3 separate regions of the Homo sapiens genome follow, and all the other regions are linked to region 2. A link is an interaction called in ENCODE POLR2A ChIA-PET data of the cell type or tissue named here. Cell type or tissue: HepG2. All regions are shown on one strand. Each heading gives the region's core, and the rest is flanking DNA. Links, peaks and the distances in the headings are about the cores only. Region 1 overlaps SAMD8 (sterile alpha motif domain containing 8). Region 2 overlaps SAMD8 (sterile alpha motif domain containing 8). Region 3 overlaps ADK (adenosine kinase).

Region 1 (8,759 bases), core at 2,236-7,235, 54 kb after region 2:
GCTGCATTCATCTTCTGGCTATTGTGAATAATACTGCTTTGAACATGGGTAAACAAATATCTGTTCAAGTCCCTGCTTTTACTTCAGGTATATACCTAGAAGTGGAATTGCTGGCTTGTACAGTAATTCTGCTAAATTTTTTGAGGAGTCACCATATCATTTTCCACAGCAGCTGAACCATTTTACATTCCTACTAGAAATATGCACAAAGTGTTCTAATTTCTCTATATTCCTGCTAATACTTGTAATTTTCTGTTCTTTTTCTTAATAGTAGCCATTTTATGACATAAAGTAGTATTTCATTGTGATTTTGATTTGATTTCAGTAATGATTAGCCATGTGGAACATCTTTTCATATGCTTACTAGACCTTTGTATATTTTGCTTGGAGAAACACCTACTCAAGTCTTTTGCCTATGTTTTTACTGGGTTTTTTTGGTATTGAGATGGCGCATTCTCAAACTCAGCATTTCATGTTGGCCTCCTAATGCCAACCTTCTGACTGTAGCAAAGGTAGCATTCCTCTGACAGGCCAATTTAAATATTGTAGTAGAAGTCATTCCTAGCCCAGACCAAAGAAGTTTCTCTCTCTTGCAAGTGAACCCTGACTGATTACCAAAGGCTCTTTAGTCCTCTGAATTGTTGATTTCAGAACAAGCTAAGTACCCAAAGGTCAAGGCTTCAAGCTGTCTCATATAAGGTCCACATTCTGGTCCAATTCTAGGTAAGGCAAGGTAAGTTTATGTTTTTTCCCCTTAGCTTCCTGGGAAACTAAGCAGGATATGTTTTTCAGCTCTCTTCTCATTAACTATATGTACTTTTGCATTCTTTGGAATGAATGACATGTTTTATTTCAAAAAGCTATTCAATTATTTTTTCTCAACCAAGTACTTAGTGACAGGGGAAAAAGACTTGAATAGTAAAATAACCTATTAGTAACTTACACAAAACAAAAGCTCTGATCTGGCTACTTCATCTACCAAGCAGGTTCAACAGTAGTAAGAACATGAAAGCAGACAAGTACCATACTACAAATTAAAGAAAAAGAAAAGGGAGGAAAGGCAAAATGAGAGTGTATCTAGCCAAAAAAAAACCAAAAGAAAAGAAAAGAAAAGTAGCACTCAGTGCAGCAGAAGAGCTTAGTGGGTTTTTGTTAGGTTATTTTTGTTTTATTTTTAGGAAAGATAGAGTAATCAAGATGATTACTAAGGCCTATATGATTAGCACATGGTAGGTTCTCAATAAACATTTATTAAATAAATGTGCAAAAAAAAAGCAGCAATCAAAATAATAATTCATTCAGTTCCCCAATGTCCTTCTAAACAAGATTTTTTTTTTTTTGATACGGACGGAGTCTTGTCCTGTCGCCCAGGCTGAAGTGTAGTGGCGCGATCTCAGCTCACTGCAAGCTCTGCCTCCCAGGTTCACACCATTCTCCTGCCTCAGCCTCCCAAGTAGCTGGGACTACAGGCGCCCACCACCATGCCCAGTTAATTTTTTTGTATTTTTAGTAGAGAGAGGGTTTCACCATGTTAGCCAGGATGGTCTCGATCTCCTGACCTCGTGATCCACCCGCCTCGGCCTCCCAAAGTGCTGGGATTACAGGCATGAGCCACCGCGGCCAGCCACAGATCATTTTTAAAATTTCAACTTTATTTATAATTGACACATAATTGTACACATTTATGGGGTACAGTGTAATTTTTTTTTTTTTTTTGAGATGGAATTTCGCTCTTGTTGCCCAGGCTGGAGTGCAGTGACACGATCTCAGCTCACCGCAACCTCTGCCTCCCGGGTTCAAGCGATTCTCCTGCCTCAGCCTCCTGAGTAGCTGGGATTACAGGCATGCACCACCACTGCCCAGCTAAATTTGTATTTTTAGTAGAGACGGAGTTTCTCCATGTTGGTCAGGCTGGTCTTGAACTCCCGACCTCAGGTGATCAGCCCGCCTCGGCCTCCCAAAGTGCTGGGATTACAGGCATAAGCCATCGCGTCTGGCCCAGTGTAATATGTTAATACATGTATACACTGTATGATGATCAAATAAAGATACTTAGCACATATATAATTTTAAAGTTATCATTTGTTTTTTGTTTTTTGTTTTTTTCTAGAGACAGGGTCTTGTTCTCTTTCCCAGGCTGGAGAGCAATGACACAATTATAGCTCAATGAAACCTCAAACCCCTGGGCTCAAGTGATCCTCCCACCTCAGCCTCCTGAGTAGCGGGGACTACAGGCATGTGCCATCATGCTTGGCTAATTTTTTTTTTACTTTTTTGTAGAGACAGGGTCTCACTATGTTGCCCAGGTTGGTCTCAAACTTCTAGGCCCAAGTGATCTTCCTGCCTCGGCCTCCCAAAGTGTTAAGATTACAGGCATAAGCCACCACACCAGTCACATCTATCATTTCTTTGTGGTGATAACATTCAAAATCTTCTAGCTACCTTGAAATATACATTATTATTAGTCATAGTCACCCTACTGTACAACAGAAAACCAGTTACGCTTCTCATCTAACTGTAATCTTTTTTTTGGGGGGGGGAAAGTCTCACTCTGCCACCCAAGCTGGAGTGCAGTGGCGTGATCTTGGCTCACTGCAGCCTCCACCTCCTGGATTCAAGCAATTCTCCTGCCTTAGCCTCCCAAGTAGCTGGGATTACAGGTGCCCACCACCACGCTCAGCTAATTTTTGTATTTTTAGTAGAGATGGGGTTTTACCATGTTGGCCAGGCTGGTCTCTAACTACTGACCTCAGGTGATCCGCCGGCCTCGGCCTCTCAAAGTGCTGGGATTACAGGCATGAGCCACTGCGCCTGGCCTGTTATTTTATTTTAAATTCCGGGATACATGAGCAGGACATGCAGGTTTGTTATACAGGTAAACGTGTGCCATGGTGGTTTGCTGCACCTATCAACCCATCACCTAGGTATTAAGCCCTGCACGCATTAGCTATTTATCCTGATGTTCTCCCTCTCCCGGCTGCCCCCCACTGACAGGCCCAGTGTGTGTTGCTCCCCTCCCTGTGTACATGTGCTCTCACTGTTCAGCTCCCACTAAATGCCATTTGTCCCAGCAATACCATTACTGAGTATATACCCAAAGGAATATAAATCATTCTATTATAAAGATGCATGCACACGTATGTTCACTGCAGCACTATTCACAAGAGCAAAGACATGGAATCAACCCAAATGTCCATCAATGATAGACTGGATAAAGAAAATGTGGTACATATACACCACGGAATACTATGCAGCCATAAAAAGGAATGAGATCACGTTCTTTGCAGGGACATGGATGGAGCTAACTGTAATTTTGTACTTGCTGACCAACCTCTATCCATCCTCCTCTCCTATCCTTTCTCTCTAGCCTCTGATAACCACTATCCTACTTTCTACTTCTACAAGATTAACTTGTTTTTAGATTCCATATATGAGTGAGATCATGTAGTATTTGTCTTTCTGTGCCTGGCTAATTTCACTTAATATAATGTCCTCCAGATTCATCCATGTTGCTGCAAATAACAGGACTTCATTCTGTTTTGTGGCTGAATATGAATATGGTGCATGCACACAGACATACACACATTTTCTCTATTTATCTGTAGACGGACACTTAGGTTGATTCCTTATCTTGGCTATTGTGAATAGTGCTGCAATAAACATGAGAGTGCAGTATCTCTTCAACATCCTGATTTCATTTCCTTTGGACATATATCCAATAGAGAGATTGCTGGATCGTATGGTAGTTCTATTTCATTTTATTTTTTGAGACAGGGTCTCACTGTGTAATCCAGGCTGGAGTGCAGTGGTGCAGTCTTGGCCCACTGCAACCACCGCTTGTCAGGCTCAAGCAATTCTCCCACCTCAGCCTCCCAAGTAGCTGGGGCTATAGGCACGCACCACCACGCCTAGCTAATTTTTGTATTTTTTTTGTAGAGATGGGGTTTTGCCATGCTGCCCAGGTTGGTCTTGAACTCCTGAGCTCCAGCAATCTGCCTGCCTCAGCCTCCCAAAGTGCTGGGATTACAGGCGTGAGTCACCACACCCAGCCTCTATTTTAATTTTTGAGGAACCTTCACAGTGTTTTCCATAATGGCTGTATTTACATTTCCACCAACAGTCAATCAGGATCATTATAAACAAAACAAAAACCTGCCTTTTTCTTTCTTTATTGATTGACTGAGACAGACTCTTGCTCTGTTGCTCAGGCTGGAGTGCAGTAGTGTGATCACGGTTCACTGTAGCCTTGACCTCCCAGGCCCAAGGGATCTTCCCACCTCAGCTTCCTGAGTAGCTGGGACCACAGGTGTGTACCACCAAGCCCAATTAGTTTTCTTATTTTTTGTAGAGATAGGGTCTCCCTAGGATGCCCAGGCTGGTCTTGAACTCCTGGGCTCAAGTGATCCTCCTGCTTTGGCCTCTCAAAGTGCTGGGATTACAGCCGTGAGCCACCATAGCTGGCAAAAAAAAAAATCTGCCTTTGGACAGCTATTTCAGTCTTAAGAGTATACAGGAAAGATTTTATTACATATTTCTCTTTATTTATATTTTTATTATAATACTTTATTACAAATTCTTCACGGCTTCAGGGAGTTTTATATCCATAAATTTAAAATGTCCAAATGTCAAGAGATAACACAGGGTCACTAATTTGGTAAATTTACCAGGAATCAGGATCTGGTATTCACCCTTAGAGATCAAAACTTGACCCTGTCAGTTCCCCAGAGTTGGTCAAACCAAGAGAGACTAAAAGCAAACTCACAAGGTACTAATGGATAAACTAGAGAACCAATTCTAGACACTCAAGTGTCTAAAAAGAATGCTCAAGCATTATCTCAGGCACATCCTTTTATAATTCTGAAGTGTCTAGGAGGCTGATTTAATAATCAGAACGCTACTTGTAGAGCAAGTAATCAGGGCAAAGAAAAACAGATCGTCTTGGGCAAAATCTAATCCAGCTTCCTGTGAGACCTAACGTAACATCAGTGCCACAGAGCAGAGAGTACCTGTCTAGAAAAGGTTGTTTGCATCTCCCAGTTTCAGTCTCTCTCTCTCCTAGACAGTGTAGGATATAAAAAGCCAATTCTCTTTGATGCCTCCTTTGCCTAGGCTTCCAAGGAAACTACATATACAAAGGTTTTCAACCCTGGCTATACATTAGAATAGTCTGAAATTTTACAGTGTATTTGTATCAATGTCCATGCCTCATCCTAGGACAACTGAATCAGAATCTCAGAAGAGACAGAAATTTTATATCTGCATTTTTTAAAAAGCTCCCCACGTGATTCTAATGCACAGTGAGGCTTGAGATGCCAAGATGTTTAGAGTATTTAAAGTCATCTAGAGAGTTAATATTGGTGTTGAAATTAAACTCCAAGAATTTCGACAACAAATTCAGTGTTCTTTCCACCATTTCATGCTGCTTTTCCTTGGAGCTAAAGGATGAGTTAATAATGCTATCAAGTTCTAACAGAGATTTAAAGATTTATTATAGATTTTTAAAAAATATTCTTACCATATTTTGGAGACTCACTTATTTCTTTAATTATCAGAAATATATAAATTGTAGATAAATTTGATCAGTTATTTTTAATAATCAAAATTCTGTTTTCTGGCTATTAGATTTTGGTATTATAGACAGATTCTAAGCTTCTAATTAGTATATGTTTTAATATAAAATAACCTATAATTTTTCTTAATATTATATATCTTCAGTCAACACTAGAGCGTGATTTTTCTTTTCAGACAGTTCTGTGTATATGCTTAAACTATATTTTATTCAACTGTATTATGTAGTAATTAGTAGAGGCAACAAGCCAACATCAAATCAAAATGTAATAGATGAAATAAGATGTGTGCAAAGGCACCTCGAAGACTCAATGTTATACAAACCAGAAGCAGAGAAGAAGCAGAATTAGAATGGATGGTCACATAGTGCTCTGCAAGCCTCAGATTAAATAATACTATAAAATGAGGAAGGAAAGAAAGGGATAACAGAAGGAAACTAACATTTATGAATACCTACTACAGGTTAGACCCTGCAGGGTGATTTCATGTGGGATCTCATTTCCTAATTATAACAACAACTGCTTGATCTTTGCCTAGTTGTTTTGAGGGTTCTGCCTGCCTGGACTTCTGTTTTATATTTTCTACCTCTTGAGTCTTCCAAGCTCTCTTCAAAGTAATAGATAATAAAATAAATATAAAACAATAACAGCAGCAGCAGCTACATTTGTTGAATGCTCAGGCACTATTCTGAGCACTTTATCTTTATAATACTATTTAATCCTCACAACACTTTTATGAGGTAGACATTACTATTATCTTCATTTTACACGAGACAATGAAGGCACAGAAAAGTTAAGTGAAGTGACCAAGGTCCTACTTGAAATTGTCCGAGCCAGGATTCAAATTTGGGATTCAAACATTTTGCCAGATTTGCTTTACACAAATTATTTAAATTATTATAATTTAAATGATTTAAAGTCACCTAGAGAGTTAATATTGATGCTGAAATTAAACTCCAAGAATTTTGACAACAAATTCAGTACTCTTTCCATCACTTCATGCTGCTTTTCCTTGGAGCTAAAGGATGGGTTGAAAATAAAGCTACTAAATCCTACCAGAGATTTAAAGAATGATCATAGTGTTTTTTTTGTTTTTGAGATGGAGTTTCGCTCTTGTTGCCCAGGCTGGAGTGCAATGGTACGATCTCGGCTCACCACAACCTCCACCTCCTCGGTTCAAGCAATTCTCCTGCCTCAGCCTCCCGAGTAGCTGGGATTACAGGCATGTGCCACCAAGCCCGGCTAATTTTTTTTTGTATTTTTAGTAGAGACGGGGTTTCTCCATGTTGGTCAGGCTGGTCTCGAACTCCTGACCTCAGGTGATCTGCCTGCCTCGGCCTACCAAAGTGCTGGGATTACAGGCGTGAGTCACCGTGCCTGGCTGATCATAGGTGTTTTTTTTTAAGCATTCATATCTTATTTTGAAGACACTTCTTAACTGTTTAATATAAAGACATTATGATATTCACCATAAATATTTCGGCATCCAGTTGTTATTCATCTTCTAATAATAATGACAACTTCCTAAATAAGTACAATACACATTACCACACCTAAGAAAATTAACCATAATATCTCCCCTAATTGCCCCTCAAATTTATTTTATTTCTGTTTCCTCCAAAAATCAGGATTCAATTTAGGTTCATGTATTACACTTGGTCATCACATCTTGCTAGTGTCTTTTAGTCTAGAACAGTGCCCTAGCTCTTGTTTCTTTTTAGGGGGAGACAAGTTCAGGGTAGTTCTTTGTAGAATAACCTGTATTCTAGATTTACCTAGTTGTTTATTTCCTCTACTCTTAACCACTATACTATGATGTCAAGGGTTAAGATCACAGCTAAACCTAACACAAATCTCCAATCATATGTATTCATGTAGCTACTCAGATGGCTTTGGGGTGTTTCTTAAAACATTAATGGCTTTGTTATGTATCTAAGGCTATATAAACAAACCATTTTCTACTGTCCCTAAGATTATATAACTTCTTTTTCCTACGTAGATGACAAATTCAAATCTAAAGATGCCAAATGAAACTAGCTAATCATTTTAACTTTAAAGAAGTCCAGGCCGGGTGCGGTGGCTCACACCTGTAATTCCAGCACTTTGGGAGGCCGAAGCAGGTGGATCACGAGGTCAGGAGATGAGAGCCTCCTGGCCGACATGGTGAAACACTGTCTCTATTAAAAATACAAAAATTATCTGGGTGTGGTGGTGCATGCCTGTAATCCCAGCTACTTGGGAGACTGAGGCAGGAGAATCACTTGAACCAGGGAGTTGGAGGTTGCAGTGAGCCGAGATCATGCCACTGCACTCCAGCCTGGTGACAGAGCAAGACTCCATCTCAAAACAAACAAAAAAACCCAGAAGTCCAAAAGAGTCACTTGAGCTGGGGACTTCCAGGCTATAGTGAGCTATTACTGCACCTGGGCAACAGAACAAGACCTAGTCTTTAAAAAAAAAAAAATAAGAAGAAGAAGAGGAAGTACAAAGAAGATATAATAAATATCTTTAGAATTAGAAGAAAAGCACACTGGAAAAAAGATCCAGTTGAGATGGTTTTTTTTTAGGTGATTCAGAATACAGAAAGAAGTATGGAGGAAAAGTAGGGCTTCTATATTACGAAAGTGTCAACTTTTGTTAAAAGACCCTTTTGCAGAAGAAGTAATACATTTTCGTCAGTATGTGTCTGAAATTTTGCTATTTAGGCACTAAAACCAATTATATGCATGTATTAATAATGCAATACAAACAGCTGGATAAAAAAGCAAATCTTTTCATCTCAGGCTTGCAACTATTCACTTCCTTTAATCTGTAATCACCCCAAGGCACCAGCCCAGTATCACTGTGTACCACTTCTAATCAATAATTCCCTTCCCCACCCCCTGCCGACCACCCATAGTAACCACAAACCTATCTTCATGATAATCCCTTGTTTTTCTTTATAGCTTTACTACCTAAGCATATATCCATAAACAATATAGTTTAGTTTTCCCTGCATTTGTACTTTATATGAATGGAACAATACCATATGTATTCTTTTAATCTTACACCAATGTAGATTTCAGAATTCACCTGTTATTAAAAATATCTAAGCTGGGTATGGTGGCTCATTTCTGTAATCCCAACACTTTGGGAGGCGAACTCAGGAGGACTGCTTCAGCGAAGAAGTTCAAGACCAGCCTGGGCAACATA
Region 2 (8,759 bases), core at 1,497-6,496:
ATCTCGGCTCACTGCAACCTCCGTCTCCTGGGTTCAAACAATTCTATCTCAGCCTGCCGAGTAGCTGGGATTACAGGTGCCTGCCACCATGCCCAGCTAATTTTTGCATTTTTAACAGAGACGGGGTTTCACCACATTGGCCAGGCCGGTCTGGAACTCCTGACCTCAGGTGATCCACCTGCCTCGGCCTCCCAGAGTGCTGGGATTATAGGTGTCAGCCACCGCGCCTAGCTTAATTTTTGTACTTTTAGTAGAGATGGGATTTCATCATATTGGTCAGGCTGGTCTCAAACTCCTGACCTCAGGTGATCTGCCCGCCTCGGACTCCCAAAGTTCTGGGATTACAGGCGTGAGCCACCACGCCTGGCCTCAAAGTACTTCTATAATATGAACTCAGTAGGTCCTTATAATATCCTTAAAATATGCTAATAATAGCAATGTTTAACATTTATAATAATAATATTTAACACTTTACATCCTTTGCATTTTATCCTCAGAATAACCCTATGAAGGTAAGTACTATAATCACCTCAAAACGGAGAGAAAGCGAGGTTACGTGATTGCCCAAGGTTACTCAGCTAGTAAGTGGGGGAGCCAAGATTTGAATCCAGGCACTTGGCTTCTGAGTCTGTGTCCTTAAACCACTATGCTATCTGCCTTCCAAATATTATCATGCGTTATATCAAAGGAGGAAATTGAGACAGTGCAGTTTGGTGACTTGCCTGACCTCATACACAGTCCCATTACATCATGACTAAGAGACAGAACCCAGGTCTTCCCCTTGAAAGCCAAGCCCCATTAGAGTGTGGCAGTTGAGATTAGCAGCCATTTCTACTTTAGATGGCTTTCTTAATAGGAAGGATTGCAGAGGGTGAGGGGTTGAGTCCAGAGTGGAGGCCAAAGGCTTGCTGATATTTGCCTTGAGAAGACAATGGCTACCTTTAGGTTTAGCAGCAGAGGGTGGATGAAGCTGTGTAAACAGGAGCTGCTTGGTGAGCTGACCCGGGAAGCCAGTCCACAGGATGGGGGTTTGGCAAAGGTTGGGCCAAGGGAGGCGATGCTCCCTGTGCCTCTCTGTGAAGACGCCCAGCAGCGTATGGGGGAGAGGGCGCAAACACATTACACTGCCACCCCCTCGCCAGACGCCATCTGCCCCCATTTCACTACTGTCCAGGAAAGGGCAAATTCACTCTCCCTGCTGCCTAGATCAGAAGCCCCGTCTCCTGCCTTCCTTTTGAAGCACTCCGAGAGAGCAGCTCCCGATTCCCACTGACCTATCAAGTGGGCTGAGGGCCACCTCCACCTCTGCCAAGCCCTGTTCCACCCAAGGCTTTGCCTCAGAGTCCCCTCGGATGCCACAGCTCAGATACTGGACCCATTCAGGAACTCTGGCTCAGAGAAGCAGGACTGTGCTCAAGGTGAGGCTCAGGGCTAGGCACTTCCCCACTGTGGGCAGGTAGGGGTTCCACTCGCTAGCTCTGGCCAATGAGAACAAACTATTTCATCAAGGCTAGGTCTCCCTCATTTCATGGACAGTGGCCTGATCATTTCAGATGTTTTCCCCCTCATTGTCCTTAGTGGTCTTTGCTAGGATTCAGAATACTGTCAAGTTGCTTTGTGAACTAGTGTGTTATCTGCCCCTAAATATCATGACAGAATGTGGTCGGCAGATCTAGTTCTGGCCACCAGAGAAACCAGAGTTCAAGATGGAATAGGGGGAAGGATAAAACTGTTCCTATTCAGAAATGATGTGATTGTCTATGACTATGTAAACACACTAACAAATCTACAAAAGAACTCCTAGAACATGACTTTGGCACTGTCACAGGTTAAAAGGCCAGCAATTAAAAATCAATTGTATTTCTAGCCGGGCACGGTGGCTCATGCCTGTAGTACTAGCATTTTGGGAGGCTAAGGCAGGTGGATCACTTGAGGTCAGAAATTCGAGACCGGCCTTGGCCACCGTGGTGAAACCACATCTCTACTAAAAATACAAAAATTCAGCCAGGTGTGGTGGCGCACGCCTGTAGTCCCAGTTACTTGGGAGGCTGAGGCACAAGAATCACTTGAACCCAGGAGGCAGAGGTTGCAGCGAGCCAAGATCACGCCCCTGCACTCCAGCCTGGGTGACAGAGTAAGACTTTGTCCAAAACAAACAAACTAACAAAAAAACCCTTCTATTTCTATACACTAAAAATGCACAATTAGATACCAAAATGAAAGCATAGGAGGGAGGAATAAAAAGCTAAGATGCTGGCAGTGATCATCTGTATGGAGATTACTAATTTACAGCGTTCAGTACTTTCACAACAGCCCAGGGGAGGGAGGAGGGAACCCAGGAGCTTGGGGAACACCTGCGTCTTCACTCTAGCCTGTTCTGAAATGCCTTTGGGGGACGCTGCCTCAAGCTGTGGGTGTTGGTGAAAGGCTCTTCAGGGGGTTCTGATCACTTCCTGAGGAAGAACCAGTCTGACTGGGAGCCTCAGCCTCACCTGGGAACCTGTCAGAAATAAAAATTCCTCCCACTTAGGCGGAAGGTAGGGGTTAGCAATGTGTTTTAACAAGCTAGGTGATTCTGATGCACACCTATTATGTTGTTCAAACCAGTGACTTCCTGTGACAAAGGCACAAGGGCTGCTGGAGGTTTGTGGCACCCTCTGCTGGTAACCAACAGCAAAGGTTGACTTCTGAACCAAAAAAAGGTTCTCATAACTCTAGTTTGTCAGCCTGTGCATTAAAAAAATAAAAAATTTAAGCAAAGAAAAGTTAAAAATCCTGCTTTCCGGCCGGGCGCGGTGGCTCACGCCTGTAATCTGAGCACTTTGGGAGGCCGAGGCGGGCGGATCATGAGGTCAGGAGATTGAGGCCATCCTGGCTAACACGGTGAAACCCCGTCTCTACTAAAAATACAAAAAATTAGCCAGGCGTGGTGGCAGGCGCCTGTAGTCCCAGCTACTCGGGAGGCTGAGGCAGAAGAATTGTTTGAACCCGGGAGGCGGAGTTTGCAGTGAGCCGAGATTGCGCCACTGCACTCCAGCCTGGGTGACAGAGCTCAAAAAAAAAAAAAAAAAAAAAAAAATCCTGCTTGCCATTCTATCCAGGGCTGCCTCGTCCCACTGCAGCACTTCTGAGATCACGCTGTATTTTCCTTTGGCTCTGCTGCAGCTTTCGTCTCCTTGAGCATCCTTCAATTCTTCCATGCTCCTAATAAAGCACCCAGAAGCATTTGATGAAACCTTCAAGGTCCAGGGCCAGGCAAACTGGCCTACGCAGAAAGAGCTGGGTGGGGGAGGCCTTCTCTGCCTTGGCCTACACATGTCACTCCAGCTACAATGGAGATGTGAGGTGGGGATGTGAGTCACTCCCCTGCACAAAACCCAAATCCGCCAATGGCTTCCCATGTCACTTGAAGCAAAACTTAAATTTTCACCAGGACCTTCAAGGATTGTAAGACTAGAGCCTAGCTACTTCTCTAAGTTCATGTTCAGTCACTTTTTTTTTTTTTTTTGAGATGGAGTTTTTGCTGTGTCGCCCAGGTTGGAGTGCAGTGGCACGATCTCGGCTCACTGCAACCTCTGCCTCCCAGGTTCAAGCGATTCTCCTGCCTCAGCCTCCTAAGTAGCTGGGACTACAGGTGCCTGCCACCACACTTGGCTAATTTTTGTATTTTTAGTAGAGACAGGGTTTCACCATTTTGGCCAGGCTGGTCACGAACTCCTGACCTCAAGTGATCCACCCGCCTCAGCCTCCCAAAGTACTGGGATTACAGGCATGAGCCACTGCGCCCGACCCACTTTCAATGACTCTTCCACTTGTTTACTCTTAAACCAAACTCTTTTTTGTTTGTAGAACATGCCAAGTCTGCTCCAGAGGCTTGTGCAATTGCTATTCCCTCTGCCCCACATGGCCCCTCACTTCATCCAGGGCCTCTGCTCGAATGCCACCTCTGCAGAAGGACTTCCGTTAGTGCTATCTCAGTAGTGAGCATTCCCTATCACTCTATCCTTTTAGCTGTTCTCTTTTTTTTTTTTTTTTGTCATAGCTGTTTGGGCTGCCTGAAGGCAATTTCTGCTAGCTAAATATCACCAGGAGCACACCTTAGTAAAGCTAAGTTAGGTTTTGTTTTTGTTTTTTTTTTTGAGACAGACTTTCACTCTGTCCTCCAGGCTGGAGTGGAGTGCATGATCTTGGCTCACTGCAACCTGTCTCTCAGGTTCAAGTGATTCTCTTGCCTCAGCCTCCCAAGTAGCTAGGATTACAGGTGTGCACTATCATGCTCGACTAATTTTTGTATTCTTAGTAAGAGTCGGGGTTTCACCACGTTGGCAAGGATGGTTTTGAACTCCTGACCTCAAATGATCCACCCACCTCGGCCTCCCAAAGTGCTGGGATTATAGGTGTGAGCCACTGCACCCAGCCAAAGGTAGGTTTTTAATTAAACTTCCTGCAGCGAGAAAGACTAAACACCTGGAGAAGGGAGGGGAATCTCAGTAAGAGAGTGTTAGGTGGGGCTGGTACAGGATTTGGGCTTGTGTTAGGTGTTCTTAAGGAAGGTTTAGGAAAGCAACCAAGTAGGGTGCTGCTCTGGATTGAGTGCTTTCAGAAACCTGGGGCAATTCGGAATCTTAATTCTTATGAAGGAACAAAGTAATAGTTGCCCATGTTAATCAGGAGCGGCGTGTATGGCTATTTTTATGGCTGCACAGTGTCTTTATTGCTGTTCAGGCATGATTACAAGTGAAGAGGATCCATTACAGCCAGGCAGGGTCCTCATCTGATGATGATATTCTATAGAATTGCTTATGTTCAGTAGGAGAATGCCACTGTACCCAGGTCAATTACTAGTTGACAACTGCCAGGAATGCTTTTTTTTCTCTCTCTCTCATATATGTGTTTATTGTCTAGAAAGTAAGATTCCTGAAGGCCGGGGCTTTGTTTTGTTTACCACTGAACCACTAGCACTTAAACAGTGCCTGGCATAGAATAGGTACCCAATAAATGTTTAATAAATATTCTTTCAAAACATCTTCCATAGCTCAGATCTCACACATCTATAATGAAGCCCTCCACAGGTAAAGCTGGGTCTTTGGAAGGTCTTCCAGGTGATGGTAGGGCCAAAAATAGCTACTGCAGGCAGACCAGTATCAACATGACTCTTTACAGAACTTTAAAACAGAGAGCAACTGAGTCCTCTGGCCTTTCCCTTGGGCCAGACAGGACTTAGCCTCCTACAGGTGCTCAAGGAAGACAATGATCAGAAAAAAATGCTACTTTTGAATGACAAGAGATGGCCAATGTAAAGACTATGTTAAAAATTAAACAGGAGAAACACTCCTCAATCTGCTAAATCATCTTCCTGGCTGGGCACAGTGGCTTATGCCTATAATCCTAGCATTTTGGAAGGCCAAGGTGGGAGGATCGCTTGAGGCCAAGAGTTCAAGATCAGCATGGCCAACATAGTGAGACCCCCATCTCCACACACACAAAAAAAGATTAAAAAGTATAATTGGAAAATCATTTCTTTTCCCCCTCAACATCTTACAGTCATATGGTCTTTAATAAGTCATAGTTGGCAGTTTAGTCTTCTAGAAAGTTTTGTATACCAAGTTGTCACCACTCCACCAATTTCCTTATCATTTTACTATTTTAAAAACACTTTTTTTTTTTTTTTTTGAGACGGAGTCTCGCTCTGTCACCCAGGCTGGAGTACAGTGGCGCGATCTCGGCTCACTGCAACCTCCACCTCCCGGGTTCAAGCAATTCTCCTGCCTCAGCCTCCCGAGTAGCTGGGACTACAGGCGCACGCTGCCACCCCAGCTAATTTTTTTATTTTAGTAGCGACGGGGTTTCACCGTGTTGCTCAGGCTGGTCTCAAACTCCTGAGCTCAGGCAATCCGCCCGCCTCCCAAAGTGCTAGGATTACAGGCGTGAGCCACCGCGCCCTGTATCTTAAAAACACTTTTGGGCCGGGCACGGTGGCTCACGCCTGAAATCCCAACACTTTGGGAGGCCAAGGCGGGCGGGTCACGACGTCAGGAGATCGAGACCATCCTAGCTAGCACGGTGAAAACCATCTCTACTAAAAATACAAAAAATTAGCCGGGCGTGGTGGCGGGCGCCTGTGGTCCCAGCTGCTTGGGAGGCTGAGGCAGGAGAATGGCGTGAACCCGGGAGGCGGAGGTTGCAGTGAGCCAAGATCGCGCCACTGCACTCCAGCCTGGGCGACAGAGCAAGACTCCGTCTCAGAAAAAAAAAAAAAAGAAGAAACACTTTTGAAGATTACTTTTGTAGCTAGGGAATTAAGATATCATTTTAAAATCTATAAATTTAGGCCAGGCGCAGTAGCTCACGCCTGTAATCCCAGCACTTTGGGAGGCTGAGGCGGGTGGATCACCTGAGGTCAGGAGTTTGAGACCAGCCTGGCCAGCACAGTGAAACCCTGTCTCTACTAAAAATACAAAAATTAGCAGGGCATGGTGGCAGGTGCCTATAATCTCAGCTACTTGGGAGGCTGAAGCAGGAAAATCACTTTAACCCGTGAGGCAGAGGTTGCAGTGAGCTGAGACAGCACCATTGCATCCAGCCTGGGCAACAAGAGCGAAACTCTGTCTCAAAAAACTAAATAAATAAAATAAAATCTATAAAATTGGCAAACATAAAAAAATTCTGTAATATATTGCTTTGGCAATGGTGTGGATTAAGCAATTCTCCTGCCTCAGCCTCCCGAGTAGCTGGGTCTATAGGTGTGCACCACCACGCCCAGCTAATTTTTGTATTTTTAGTAGAGACGGGGTTTCACCATGTTGGCCAGGCTGGTCTCGATCTCCTGACCTCATGATCCGCCCACCTCAGCCTCCTAAAGTGCTGGGATTACAGGCGTGAGCCACCACACCCAGCTCCTCCTGCCTTGTTAAGATATATTAAGATATTCAATAATAGAAATACCCCCATCTAATCAGAACAGATTCCCACTTCAGTTAAACCTTCCCCAGAAGCTGCATAACTCAAGCCCACATCCTATCCTTTCCAACACCTTCCCACTGAGACGCCCCACAACTCCCCATGGTGTGTATTCTCCATTATAACAAACAATAAACCCAACTTATTCAACTAAGGTGTGTCCTTCATCCTTGGCTGGAAGGCACTGGAACATGTTAAGTGAAATAAGCAAGGTATGAAACCACATGTATATGTACATATATATGTATATGCTACAATTGGAGTAAAATAATGTAAACCTTTAAAATTAAAAAAATATGTTTGTAGGCTGGGCGCAGTGGCTCATGCCTGTAATCCTAACACTTTGGGAGGCTGAGGCAGGCAGATCACCTGAGGTTGGGAGTTTGAGACCCGCCTGACCAACGTGGAGAAACCCCATCTCTACCAAAAATACAAAATTAGCTGGGTGTGGTGGCGCATGCCTGTAATCCCAGCTACTTGGGAGGCTGAGGCGGAAGAATCGCTTGAACCTGGGAGGTGGAGACTGCGGTGAACCGAGATCATGCCACTGCACTCCAGCCTGGGCAACAAAAGCAAAACTCCGTCTCAAAACAAAACAAAAACAAAAAAACCCATCAGGTACAGACATTCACTTCATAATGTGACCCAGGGCTCCTAAAGCTGGAATATGAGCAGGTCTTGGTGGTTCTGTATTTCTGGCTCTCATGGGAGCCCCGTGAACTGAGAATATACGGCATTTAAATGTCATGCTACTCTACCAGAAGCCTTAAAACTATCATTTGTGCATCTTCAAAGTTCCAGCTGAAGGTGGCAACTGAGCTCCTCTGAGGCACTCTCTTAACTCAGCACCCTCATCTTAACATCTCCGTGAGCAAGGCTACAGTACTTTCATAAATTGGCCCTTAATACAACCTATGTGGTAGGCACTTTTTTCCACTTAAATAAGGTTAAGTGGAGGTTTGAAGAAAAACTTAATCAGTGTCAGAAACACAACTCATACCCAGGTCATCAGAGCCTAAACCCAGTGCATTTTCTACTCCACCAAGCTCCTTGAGGTCTCTTCTGGACTATTTTTTTCCCAGAGTTCTCAAAAAGACTAGCTGGGCCAGCGCTACAGAGGCTACATATTAGCAGTGATCAAGAAGACAAGTTCAGTTGCGGATCAAGCTGATACGGTCCTGTACCTGTGACAATGCTTAGCATTCTAACTACTCCACAGTTCTGGACTAAGTTCCACAGATTTAAAGTTGCAGAGCTCAATCATTTGCTTGTTTTTTTGGAGACAGGGTCTCACTTTGTCACCCAGGCTGGAGTGCAGTGGCATCATCTCGGCTCACTGCAGCCTCGACTTCCCAGGCTCAAGCGATCCTCCTGCCTCAGTCTCCCAAGTAGCTGGGACTACAGACACGCACCACCACACTTGGCTAATTTTTGTATTTTTTGTAGAGACGGGGTTTCACCATGTTGCCCAGGCTGGTCTCAAATTCCTAGGCTCAAGCGATCAGCCTGCCTTGGCCTCCCAAAGAGCTAGGATTACAGGCGTGAGCCACCACACCTGGCCAATCATTTGCAAAAACTAAAATTCATTATATAAAAAACTGACCAGCTCCATTAATAATGCAAAGACATTTCAATAAGAAACTGTAATCCAACTTTCAAATGTTTTATTTTTAGTGTTTTTAAACATTTTAATACAACAAAGATATAAAATAATATATATTAGTTAAATCTGGATTTAATTTAGAATCAAGATATTTACTTATGTACAAACACTGTGCTTCAAGGTATGGCTACCACAG
Region 3 (5,478 bases), core at 479-5,478, 1.0 Mb after region 2:
TCAGTCTATCACCCAGGCTGGAGTGCAGTAGCATGATCTCGGTTCACTGCAACCTCCGCCCCCATCCCCGGGGTTCAAGCAATTCTCCCACCTCAGCCTCCCGAGTAGCTGGGACTAAAGGCACGCACCACCATGCCTAGCTAATTTTTTTTTCGTGTTTTTAGTAGAGACAAGGTTTCACCGTGTTGGCCAGGCTGGGCTTGAACTCCTGACCTCAAGTGATCCGCCCACCTCAGCCTCCCAAAATGCTGGGAATACAGGCATGAGCCACCACACCCAGCCTTTAAACTGGTTCTTAAACTGTCTGTCCCTCGGTTTACCCATTATATGCTGTTCAGGGCACTGTGAAGATTAAAATTTAATTAACTATAGTAAAGAGTCTAATAGAATCCTTGGCACATGGCATAATTATTACTTTGTTATTATCATAATAGTTAAACTTACATCTCTGGAGGCATGATCCCAAAGCTAACATGAACTTGGCCCTCTGAACAATCAAATGCACTTTTGCTCATGCTTAACATACTTTGGTAACACCTACCTTTGATTTGTAACATTAAAATTTTCAAATTAAAGCCAGGCACAGTGGCTCACGCCTGTAATCCCAGCACTTTGGGAGGCTGAGGCAGGAGGACCACAAGGTCAGGAGTTCGAGACCAGCCTGGCCAATATGGTGAAACCCCATCTTTACTAAAAATACAAGAATTAGTTGGGCGCGGTGGCACACACCTATAGTCCCAGCTACTTGGGAGGCTGAGGCAGGAGAATCACTTGAACCTGGGAGGCAGAGGTTGCAGTGAGCTGAGATTGCTCCACTGCACTCCAGCCTGGGCAACAAGAGCAAGACTCCATCTCAAAAGAAAAAAAAAAAGAAAGAAAAAGAAAAAAAATTTTCAATTTGAAAAAACCTAGCCGGGCGCAGTGGCTCACACCTGTAATCCCAGCACTTTGGGAGGCCAAGGCGGGTGGATCACGAGGTCAGGAGATCGAGACCATCCTGGCTAACACAGTGAAACCCCATCTCTACTAAAAATTAAAAAAAAAATTAGCCGGGCGTGGTGGCGGGTGCCTGTAGTCCCAGCCACTTGGGAGGCTGAGGCAGGAGAATGGTGTGAACCCAAGGTGGAGCTTGCAGTGAGCAGAGATCATGCCACTGCACTCCAGCCTAGGTGACAGAGCAAGACTCCATCTCAAAAAAAAAGAAAAAAAAAAAACTAATTTTGATACCAAAACAGGTAGTCTTAAAACTTTATTTTTTAACAAATATACTAAATTCAGTATAATTAAGGGAAGATATGGGTCTGCAATATTAAAATAGTTAATAAAATTGAAGCCACACCAAAGATATTTTTTAACTCATTTTTGATATTTGCATCTAACCGTTTTTTTTTTTTTTTTGACATGGAGTCCCACTCTGTCACCAAGCTGGAGGGCAGTGGTGCACTCTTGGCTCACTGCAACCTCTGCCTCCCGGGTTCAAGCAATCCCCTAGGCGTGCGCCACCAGGCCTGGCAAATTTTTTGTATTTTAGTAGAGATGGGGTTTCACCATGTTGGCCAGGATGGTCTTGATATCCTGACCTCGTGATCCGCTTTTTTTTTTTTTTTTTTTTTGAGATGGAGTTTCACTCTTGTTGCCCAGGCTGGGGTGCAATGGCGCGATCTCGGCTCACTGCAACCTCTGCCTCCCAGGTTCAAGTAATTCTCCTGCCTCAACCTCCCTAGCAGCTGGGATTATAGGCATGTGCCACCATACCCGGCTGATTTTGTATTTTTAATAAGAGATGGGGTTTCTCCATGTTGGTCAGGCTGGTCTCAAACTCCCAACCTCAGGTGATCCGCCCACCTCGGCCTCCCAAAATGCTGGGATTACAGGTGAGCCACCGCGCCCAGCCAATCAGCTGTCTAGCCAGGTGCAATGGCTCACACCTGTAATCCCAGCACTGAGGGAGACCAAGGCAGGAAGACCACTTGAGCCTAGGGGTTCAAAACCAGCTTGGGCAACATAGGGAGACCACACACCTGTAGTCCGAGCTACCTGGGAGGCTCAGATGGAAGGATGGCTTGAGCCCAAGAGTTCAAGGCTACAGCAAGCTGTGTTTGCGCCGCTGCAATCTAGCCTGAGAGATAGAACAAGACCCTGTCTTAAAAAAAAAAAAAAAAAAAGAAAATCCATGTACTGTAGGAAATGAAAAAAAAGTTTTTTATTAATGGTCAAAAAAATTTTCAAAAAGTTTATTCTCTCAAAATTTAAGTACCAGTCGTGTCAGCAGTTACAAACACAAAAATATTATTTCAAGAAAGAGGACTCATGTGATCTTTCAGAGTCAATAATGTAGCGACAAAAGTAAAGATATATTTTCCCAGGTAAAGGCAGAAGTTCTGTTATTCACAGCAACTTCCCTTCCCCAGCCTTTCATGCTCTATTTCTAATCTTTCCATTCTACTCTTTTTCTAAATACACACACACACACACACACACACACACACACAGAGAGACAGAGAGAGACAGAAAGAGAGTGAGCGCTGAGAGAGAGAGTACTGAGTAACTACTACTTTTGATCAATTTTCTAAACAATTTATTTCAACCCTATTTTTTTCCTAAAAGCCTAGCTTATCCTACTTTAGGAGAAAATAGTCAACTGAAATTTTTAACCTTCAGTAGTCTTTTTACAATTAGAATAGCTGAATCAAGATAAGTGGGTCTGAATAGTTTGCTCTTCGTAAGACTGATATGTAAATATTCCATATACTTTATCTAATCTTGTGGTCTGGCCCTATAAAAGCAATCAGATACATAACCCAAAATAGCTAAGTGCCTCCAAATAGCATACCAAAAATGTGGACCCATCCACTAATCTCTTCAACAAATGCTTCAAGCCCCAAAATAATAGCAAAGTTCTCTTCAAACACAACCAGTTTGTTAAGGGTGCGATAAAACAAGCACTCTCATATAAAATTAATGGGAGTATAAATTAGTACATTTCTACTATAAAGAATTTTGGCAATATGTGTCAGTAATTCCAACTTTTAGGCAACTATCATTAAAAGAGAGACAAATGTGTATAAAGATTTGTATACCCAGTTATTCATTTCAGCCTTATTAACAATAGCAAAAATTTATTATATCCCAAATAACCAGAAATAGGGTAATAGTTAAATAATTACAGAATGTTATGGAACTATTATAAAATGTTTCCACAGACTTTTTAGGGACATAAGAAAATGCTCATGATATAATGTTAAATGAAAAAAGCAAAACAAAAGGAAGTAGAGTATGAACTTGACTGTGTTTAAAAAAATACACACCATATATGCATAGAAAAAAATGATTGGAAAGAAATACACCTAAATGTTATTAGTTATCTCTGGAAAGTAGGATTATGCATAATTTTACTTTATTTACATTCATCCATCATTAATTTTCTAATACTGGTTTTATAGTTATAATTTTTATAATTATTATTAAATATCAACTATCTTTTTTCTTTTTTTTTTTTTTTTGAGATGGAGTCTTGCTCTGTCGCCCAGGCTGGAGTGCAGTGGCGCGATCTCGGCTCACTGCAGGCTCAGCCTCCCAGATTCACGCCATTCTCCTGCCTCAGCCTCCCGAGTAGCTGGGACTACAGGTGCCCGCCACCACGCCCGGCAAATTTTTTTTGTATTTTTAGTAGAGACAGGGTTTCACCGTGTTAGCCAGGATGGTCTCGATCTCCTGACCTCGTGATCCGCCTGCCTCGGCCTCCCAAAGTGCTAGGATTACAGGCGTGAGCCACCGTGCCCGGCCTTACTATCTTTTTTAAATGGCTTAAAAATACAAAACTTACTCCTGCCCTTTTTGAAAACTTGCATTTTTAAAATCATAACCTTGTTCCTGAGTTTTTTTAAAAAAAGAAATTCACAACCGTCAAAACTACCCTTATTTTTAGACAAATTGGGCTAATTTTATAAATGTTTCATTTTTTCATGTATAAAGATTCTTTAAGACAGGAATAACAAAAATAAGGTGTCCTCATGATTTTTTTGATTAATTTTAAATCACAACTTGACAAAAGTTAAAAGTGTGTATCCTACTTTTAGAGCTTTGCAAAGCCTTGACGAGCCCAGCTGTCATAACATGAATGTGGAATGTTTTCCCTGCATGTTACTTAAAAATACAAACCCTCATTTAATATGAATTCAAAAATCAGTAAAATAATATTATTTAAAGAATCTATATCATATCCAAAAAGAGAAACTTCTTAAAACTTGTCTCCCTAAAATAGTGTGCAGCCATGTAAAGGTCAGGGGCCTGGGAATGAGAAGGGATTCGAATCCTGGACTTACCAATAACTTTATTACTTTTGACAAATCATTACCTCTTTGACCATCAGTTTCCTTTTCTGAAACACAAAGGAGTTTGTTATAGGTGACATCTCAGGTTCCTTTAAGTTCTTATTAGACAATGAAAGAAAATACTTGTGCATACTTGTATCTCAAAACATATTGAATTTTTTTAAAGGAGTTGATAAATTTTAATGCAATTTTAGTTAGCTTTCATTATGGACAAGTTTATTCAAAGAAACACTGCTAAATCTATTAATTCTCTCCTGCAAAAGACATTGTAAGAATGCTATTATGTTGTTTGCTTTTAATAATCATCTTTAGATTCTTATATGTCACATTTCACTTTAACATCACATATTCAAACAAAATACAATCTTTAAATGGAAGCTGGCAATTTATTTCCCTGGAGAATTTGAAGAGTACAATAACATTTGACTGATTGAACTTTATTTAGTAAGAATTCTTAGCAAAACTCCCTCCCAGGCACACCCACACAGTACTTCTTTATTTTCTGTGAGCTACAAATCTTTGACTCTCAAAGGCAACTCCAATCTGAAAGTACAAGATAACACTGCTTATCAATTATTTATGCTGCACAGAACATATTTTTAAACTATAGAAGTGAATATCACTATCATTTCACAACAGAAAAGGGATTTTAATACAAAAATATAGAAAGTACATCACAGAAATAAAGAATAGCCCTTCTCAAAAGCTTGTTGCTAACCTTATGAAATATATTTTCTTTTTCCTTTTTTTTTAAGACAGGGTCCCACTGTCACGCAGGCTGAAGTGTACTGGCACAATCTTGGTTCACTGCAACTTCCGCCTCCCAGGCTCGAGCAATCCTCCCACCCCAGCTTCCTGAGCGGCTGGGACCACATATGCACGCCACCATGCCCAGCTAATTTTTTGGTAGAGATGTGGTCTCACGATGTTGCCCAGGCTGGTATCAAACTCCTGAGCTCAAGGGATCCACCTGCCTCAGCCTCCCAAAGTGCTGGGATTACAGGCATGAGCCACCACACCGGTCCTATATTTTCTATCTAAAAGATTTTCCTTATTTTGGCAAGGCACGGTGGCTCACGTCTGTAATCACAGCAGTTTGGAAGGACAAGGCGGGAGGATCACGAGGTCAGGAGTTTGAGACCAG

The links. Peaks named below come from ENCODE experiments on the same cell type or tissue, not always from the same donor. Only the 100,000 strongest peaks of a DNase experiment are listed, where the experiment ranks them.
Region 1: POLR2A ChIA-PET joins it to region 2 with 6 read pairs; 11 of 35 experiments call an interaction of 5 or more read pairs at or near these places.
Region 3: POLR2A ChIA-PET joins it to region 2 with 6 read pairs; 4 of 35 experiments call an interaction of 5 or more read pairs at or near these places.

What each region holds. Positions count from the first base shown.
Region 1 is chr10:75,128,411-75,137,169 of GRCh38, reverse strand. All of the region lies in intron 1 of SAMD8 (sterile alpha motif domain containing 8), which reads right to left. Among named protein-coding and RNA genes, the nearest start is that of SAMD8, 21 kb to the right of the region's middle. In HepG2, for the core only: no CTCF peak of the experiment used is centred there; no DNase peak of the experiment used is centred there.
Region 2 is chr10:75,181,972-75,190,730 of GRCh38, reverse strand. SAMD8 (sterile alpha motif domain containing 8) reads right to left here. Exons shown (of 6, transcript NM_001174156.2): 6 at 8,608-8,759. Among named protein-coding and RNA genes, the nearest start is that of VDAC2, 24 kb to the left of the region's middle. In HepG2, for the core only: a CTCF peak has its summit at 2,650 (motif pointing left); DNase peaks (open chromatin) are centred at 2,630 and 3,870.
Region 3 is chr10:74,168,825-74,174,302 of GRCh38, reverse strand. All of the region lies in intron 1 of ADK (adenosine kinase), which reads right to left. Among named protein-coding and RNA genes, the nearest start is that of ADK, 20 kb to the right of the region's middle. In HepG2, for the core only: no CTCF peak of the experiment used is centred there; no DNase peak of the experiment used is centred there.